Regions from separate parts of the Homo sapiens genome. Here region 2 is linked to region 1. Evidence: chromatin loops called from intact Hi-C (ENCODE). Cell type or tissue: CD14-positive monocyte. All regions are shown on one strand. Links, peaks and the distances in the headings refer to the core of each region. The heading gives the core; the rest is flanking DNA. Region 1 overlaps RAF1 (Raf-1 proto-oncogene, serine/threonine kinase). Region 2 has its middle 43 kb from the start of RAF1.

Region 1 (2,910 bases), core at 147-2,646:
GTGCCACCACGCCTGGGTAATTTTGTATTTTTAGTAGAGACTGGGTTTCTCCATGTTGGTCAGGCTGGTCTTGAACTCCCGACCTCAGGTGATCCGCCCACGTCGGCCTCCTAAAGTGCTGGGATTACAGGCGTGAGCCACCGCATCCGGCCGATGGGAATTTTTCTATTTGAAAGCCATTGACTCCAGAAGGAAGTGTAGGGGAGCTGGCTGAATCAGATGGTTACTTTTTTTTTTTTGAAGCAGAATCTCACTCTGTCACTCAGGCTGGAGGACAGTGGTGCGATCTCGGCTCACAGCCACCTCTGCTTCCTGGGTTCACATGATTCTCGTGCCTCAGCCATCTGAGTAGGGAATACAGGTGTGCACCACCACATCCGGCTAATATAGATGGTTACTTCTTGAAACTGCTTTGGTAAGATGTAAACTTGGGGGAATACCTCTTCTCTTGAGGACACATCTCCTCTGCCAAATGAGTGATGCCAGTGTGTAGAATGAATGATTCACTTATATTCTGTGTCCTTATCTTTGAGGAGGGCTAATTTTTTTTAACCACTTGTTGAATATGCAAGATTTACTGTGAAAATTAATGCCTTTAGTATGAAAGAGAAATTAGTGTGGAAATTGTTAGTGTTTCCAGGTGATTTTTTTCCCCCTTCCTTCCTACTTCATTATGTAGCTTTTTTTTTTTTTTTTTTAACTTCGCTGTTACTTGGCTATCTGAATAATCATTCCTAAACCATATTTTATTTGTACATTGTGTGTTTTGGTACTTGTGTTAATGGTGTACTTTGAATACACATCTGTTTATTTTAAAAATCAGCAGTTGCTGACTAGATGAAGAAAACAATGACTGATTTGAAGGTGAAAAGAAAAACTCGGGTTAAAAAAGAGTCCAGACAATGTGATTTAAAATGAAAATAATTTAAGCTTATTTGTGGTGAGAGTTAAAAATAAAGTTGGCTCCAGGTATCATTTGTGGAACTGATTTGTTTTAGCATAATTGTTTTTGAACTAGCTCGTTTTTAACTTGTATTTTTAAAGTTACACTTTTAAAATGTAGGAGTCTGTTTTGTAAACTTGTACAGCCCCTGCTAACTTTTAGAAGAGTAGAGTGGCTTATTTCTTCATGTGTGTTTATTCTGGGCTGTCATCTGATGAAGTTACCAGTTTGTGGTCAGAAATTGAGAAAGAGGAGTGAGGAAACGAAAAATATTGACACGTACACATCACCTTGCAGTGCATGAGAGTGCCCTTTTGGACTGGTTAGGAAACTAACATTTGAGCATATTTGCTCAGCAGAAACTTTTTATGTGTGAAAGTTATTTTTTTTCCAGTGTTGTGACCACTTAAAATTTATTTATTTGTTTTGTTTGTTTGTTTGTTTGTTTGAGACAGGGTCTCACTCTGTTGCCCAGGCTGGAATGCAGTGGCACAATCATGGCTCACTGCAACCTGGACCTCCCTGGGCTCAGGTGATCCTCCCACTTCAGCCTCTTGAATAGCTGGGACTACACATGTGCTACACCGTGCATGGCTGATTTTTTGTAGAGATGGGGTTTCTCCATGTTGTCCAGGCTGGTCTCAAGCTTCTAGGCTCAAGCAGTCTGCTTGCCTCAACCTCTCAAAGTGCTGAGATTACAGGGGTGAGCCACCATGCCTGGCCTGAATTTCTTTTTTTTTTTTTTTGAGATGGAGTCTCGCTCTGTCGCCCAGGCTGGAGTGCAGTGGCGCGATCTCAGCTCACTGCAGCCTTCGCCTCCTGGGTTCCCGCCATTCTCCTGCCTCAGCCTTCCGAGTAGCTGGGACTGCAGGTGCCCGCCACCACACCAGGCTAATTTTTTGTATTTTTAGTAGAGACGGGGTTTCACCATGTTAGCCAGGATGGTCTCGATCTCCTGACCTCGTGATCTGCCCGCCTCGGCCTCCCAAAGTGCTGGGATTACAGGCGTGAGCCACCACGCCTGGCCGGTAATGAAGATTTTAATAATGACTTTAAAAACCAGGCACAGTGGCTCACTCCTGTAATCCTAGCACTTTGGGAGGCCAAGGTGGGTGGATCATTTGAGGTCAGGAGTTTGAGACCAGCCTGGCCAACACATTGAAACCCTTTCTCTACTAAAATCACAAAAATTAGGCTGGGCGTGGTGGCTCACACCTGTAATCCCAGCGTTTTGGGAGGCTGAGGCAGGTGGCTCCTGAGGTCAGGAGTTTGAGACAAGTCTGGCCAACATAGTAAAACCCGTCTCTACTAAATATACAAAAAATTAGCCGGGTGTGGTGGTGTGTGCCTATAATCCCAGCTACTCGGGAGGCTGAGGCAGGAGAATCATGTGAACCCGGGAGGTGGAGGTTGCAATGAGCCGATATTGTGCCATTGCACTCCGGCCTGGCAATAGTGTGAGACTCTGTCTCAAAAAAAAAAAAAAGACAAATACAAAAATTAGCAGGGCGTTGGTGGTGCGCACCTGTAGTCCCAGCCACTCAGGAGGATGAGGTAGGAGAATTACTTGAACCTGGAGGCAGAGGTTGCAGTGAGCTGAGATCGTGCCACTGCACTCCAGCGTGGGTGACAGAGGAAGACTCCACCTCAAAAAAAAGACTTAAAAGAAACCGGTAATATCGTTATTATATTTCTGCCTGTCTTAATTCTTTATCCATTTGCTGTAGATTATAATGTTAGCTGCATGAATGAAAGATTATATTTTTCCAGCTACTCAGGAGGCTGAGGTGGGAGGATTGCTTGAGCCCAGGAGTTTGAGGCTACAGTGAGCTATGATGAAGCTACTGCACTTCCAGCCTAGGTGACAAAGGGAGACTCCGTCTCTAAAAAACAAAGATTAGATTTTTGATACACCATCTATTAGTATATTATTTAATGAGTAAAAAGAAAGGATAAGTTATAAAAAA
Region 2 (2,910 bases), core at 135-2,634, 59 kb before region 1:
TCTCTACTAAAAATACAAAAAGCTACTACAGGTGAAGTAACACACACCTGTGGTCCCACCTACTTGGGAGGCTGAGGCACAGGAATCATTTGAACCTGGGAGGCAGAGGTTGCAGTGAGCCAAGATCATGCCACTGCACTCCAGCAAGAGTGAGACTCTGTCGCCCCCAAAAAATTAATAAAATAAAATAAAATAAATAAAAAGCACTTTAGTTAGAAAAAAAGAAATGCAGCCAAGGCATCAATCTGGAAATGACACTGCAAGGATACAGCACCATCCCCCAGGATGCAGTATTCACCCTGAATCAACAGCCATTTATGAGTTGTTGATTAAGAGCTCAAGTGCCTGCTCTTTGCAGGCCTGTAGAGAGACATCAGATGGTATTTCCAGGTTGGGGCTGGGGCTGTCTTGTCGAAGTAGAATAAATGGATCTGGGAATCCGGGGGTGGAAGTATGAGTGGCTGCTCTCACTGTACTCCCAGTGAGCTGCTGGGAGAAATCAGTCCTTTCATCTGTACAGCTCTAGGCTCTATAGGTCTAGAAGTCCTCATTCCCAGCAGGAGGATGCTTCCCCCAGGAGGCCAATAAAATTTGTCTTATCAAACCAGCTGCCACCTGGTCACTTCAGGCTCCTTACACCAACAGACCAGCAGGCAAAAAAAGGAGTCATGTTCTTGGCAGGTTAAATGATCACCAGGAGGAGGCAGGGCTGCTGTTGCACAACAGGATGGGGAGGGACTCATCTAACACTCCAGCAGATCTATTGCGGTGATTCTTGGTTCTTCTCTGACCAACTTTGATGGTTAATAGACAGATGCGGCAACCATGACCTGAGACAAGCATGGTGACCATGGTCTCAAACCTCTCAGGGCCATCTCACTAGGTAAGCCACCTAGACCAGCAGAGACGCTGGCCGAGGGTGAGGGGATCTAGAATGCACAGGAGAGGAGGGAGAAGAAGACTATCAGCTGTGCCCTGAGACCAGCTGCAGCGTGACAGCTGCCATTCATTCCACTAACCTTCTCAAACTTCCCCAGAAAAAGAGATGAAAAAAGAAAAGAAAATGGCCAGGTGTAATGGCTCACACCTGTTATCCTAACACTTTTGGAGGCAAAGATGGGAGGATTACTTGAACTCAGGAGTTTTCAACCAGCCTGGACAATATAGCAAGATCCTGTCTCTATAAAAATTAGCCGGGTATGGTGGTGCACACCTGTAGTCCCAGCTACTTGGGAGGCTGAGGTGGGAGAATCACTTGAGCCCAGGAGGTCGAGGTTGCAGTGAGCCATGGTTGCCACTGCAACTCCAGCCTGGGCAAAAGAGTGAGACCTTATTAGAAAGGAAAAGAAAGGGGAAAGGGAAAAGAAAGAAAAAAGGAGAGAAAGAAAAGAGGGAGAAAGAAAAGAGAGAGAAAAAAGAGAAATAAAAAGAAAGAAAGAAAGGGGAAGAAAAAGAAGGAAAGAAAGAGAAAAAGAGATGAAGCAGAATCCTGGAGAAGCTGTTCTCAGATGGGTTTAGCTTATTTTATGAAGCAGGGGGATCCATGTGGTGCAGGACTGTAGTGGATGCTGTGATGTGTTAGATCTCCCTCTTCAGGACCAAGGCACTCACTCACTTCCCAGGTGGCAGGAGAGCCCTCTAGTGGAAAAGGTTGCAACCACTCTTTGGGTGCAGTTCCAGCCAATGACTGATCAACAGAGGAGTATAAAGGCATGATGCCCTTCTGTCAGTTCAGGACAACTGTGAAGGGCCATCCCAGTTTCAGAGCTCCCAGTGACAGAGGTCTCTGTTACAACTCTAGCACAGTTCATCCTCTCCCTATGGGAAATCCTGATTCCTCACTACCTCATAGGTGCTATTTCTAAGGGCATTCCCCATAAAACCTCTGCATGCCAACACCCTCCTCAGTTTCTCAGGAAACCTGGCTTAACACACTATGCACATCCTCAACCACACTAGTTAATGTCAAACTGTTCCCAAGATGGTTATATCAACTTGCATTCCTACCAACAGCACCTGAGAGTTCCACTTGCTTAATACCCCTGCCAAATTCTAGTATCATTAGGTTTTTTATTTTTAGCCAATTTAGTGGGCGTAAAATGAAAGCTCATTGTGGTTTTAATTCACATTTCTCTGGTGACTATTGAGGTTTGGCCCCTTTTCAAGGGTTTGTTGGCCATCTGGATTCCCTCTTTGGAAATAGCCCCAGCTCTTCTGCTGGCCCCATTTTATGGGCTCACTCATTTCATGCTGCCTAATAAGGGAGTGAGTGCTCACTTTAGTGAGCCCCAGAAAACTGGAATGGCTTTCCTGAAGGCCACCAACCTCGATGGATCCTTTGGTCCTATCTGTCTGTCTGTCTGTCTGTCTATTTATTTTTGAGACAGGGTCTTACCATGTTGCTGGTCTCGAACTCCTGGGCTCCAGTGATCCCCCTGCCTCAGCCTCCCAAAGTGTTGGGATTACAGGTGTGAGCCACTGCACCTGGCCCTCAGTTCTCTTCTGACTTGACCTCTGAGCAGTGTAAGATGTCATTGACTGCTCTCTTCTATCATCCTCTTTTCATGTCTTCCCTGACATTGCACAATCCTCATTTTTTATCCTACCTCTCTGGTTGTCCCTTCTCTGTCTCCTTTGCAGGCTTGACTGTTAAATGCTTGGGTTCCTCAGAGCTCAGTCCTTGGCCCTCTTCTTATCTCACCCCGGCCTTTCGCTCTGGGCAACTTCACCCTCAGCTACAGTTCCCAGCTTTGTACGCTGACGGTTCTCACATTCCTCTCCTTTGACACTTCCATGTGAATGTCCCAAAGCCTCTCAACCTCTATATATCCAGAATAGAAATCAAGCCTTTCCCCCCAAAACATGGTTGTTGTCTAGCCATCCCTGTTTCAGCAAAGGTCTCACAATCCT

What was found. A loop is a pair of places that touch in the nucleus more often than their neighbours do. Peaks named below come from ENCODE experiments on the same cell type or tissue, not always from the same donor. Only the 100,000 strongest peaks of a DNase experiment are listed, where the experiment ranks them.
Region 2: a loop joins it to region 1, with 2.2 times the contacts of the local background. A loop is called at or near these places in 2 of 110 quality-filtered maps.

The regions. Positions count from the first base shown.
Region 1 is chr3:12,646,075-12,648,984 of GRCh38, reverse strand. The region is part of intron 1 of RAF1 (Raf-1 proto-oncogene, serine/threonine kinase); the gene reads left to right. Among named protein-coding and RNA genes, the nearest start is that of RAF1, 17 kb to the left of the region's middle. RefSeq lists an enhancer at 208-257. In CD14-positive monocyte, for the core only: no CTCF peak of the experiment used is centred there; DNase peaks (open chromatin) are centred at 454 and 1,184; H3K4me3 peaks cover 1,403 bases; H3K27ac peaks cover 2,500 bases.
Region 2 is chr3:12,705,384-12,708,293 of GRCh38, reverse strand. No RefSeq gene overlaps it. Among named protein-coding and RNA genes, the nearest start is that of RAF1, 43 kb to the right of the region's middle. In CD14-positive monocyte, for the core only: CTCF peaks have their summits at 1,411 and 1,614 (motif pointing left); DNase peaks (open chromatin) are centred at 723 and 1,643.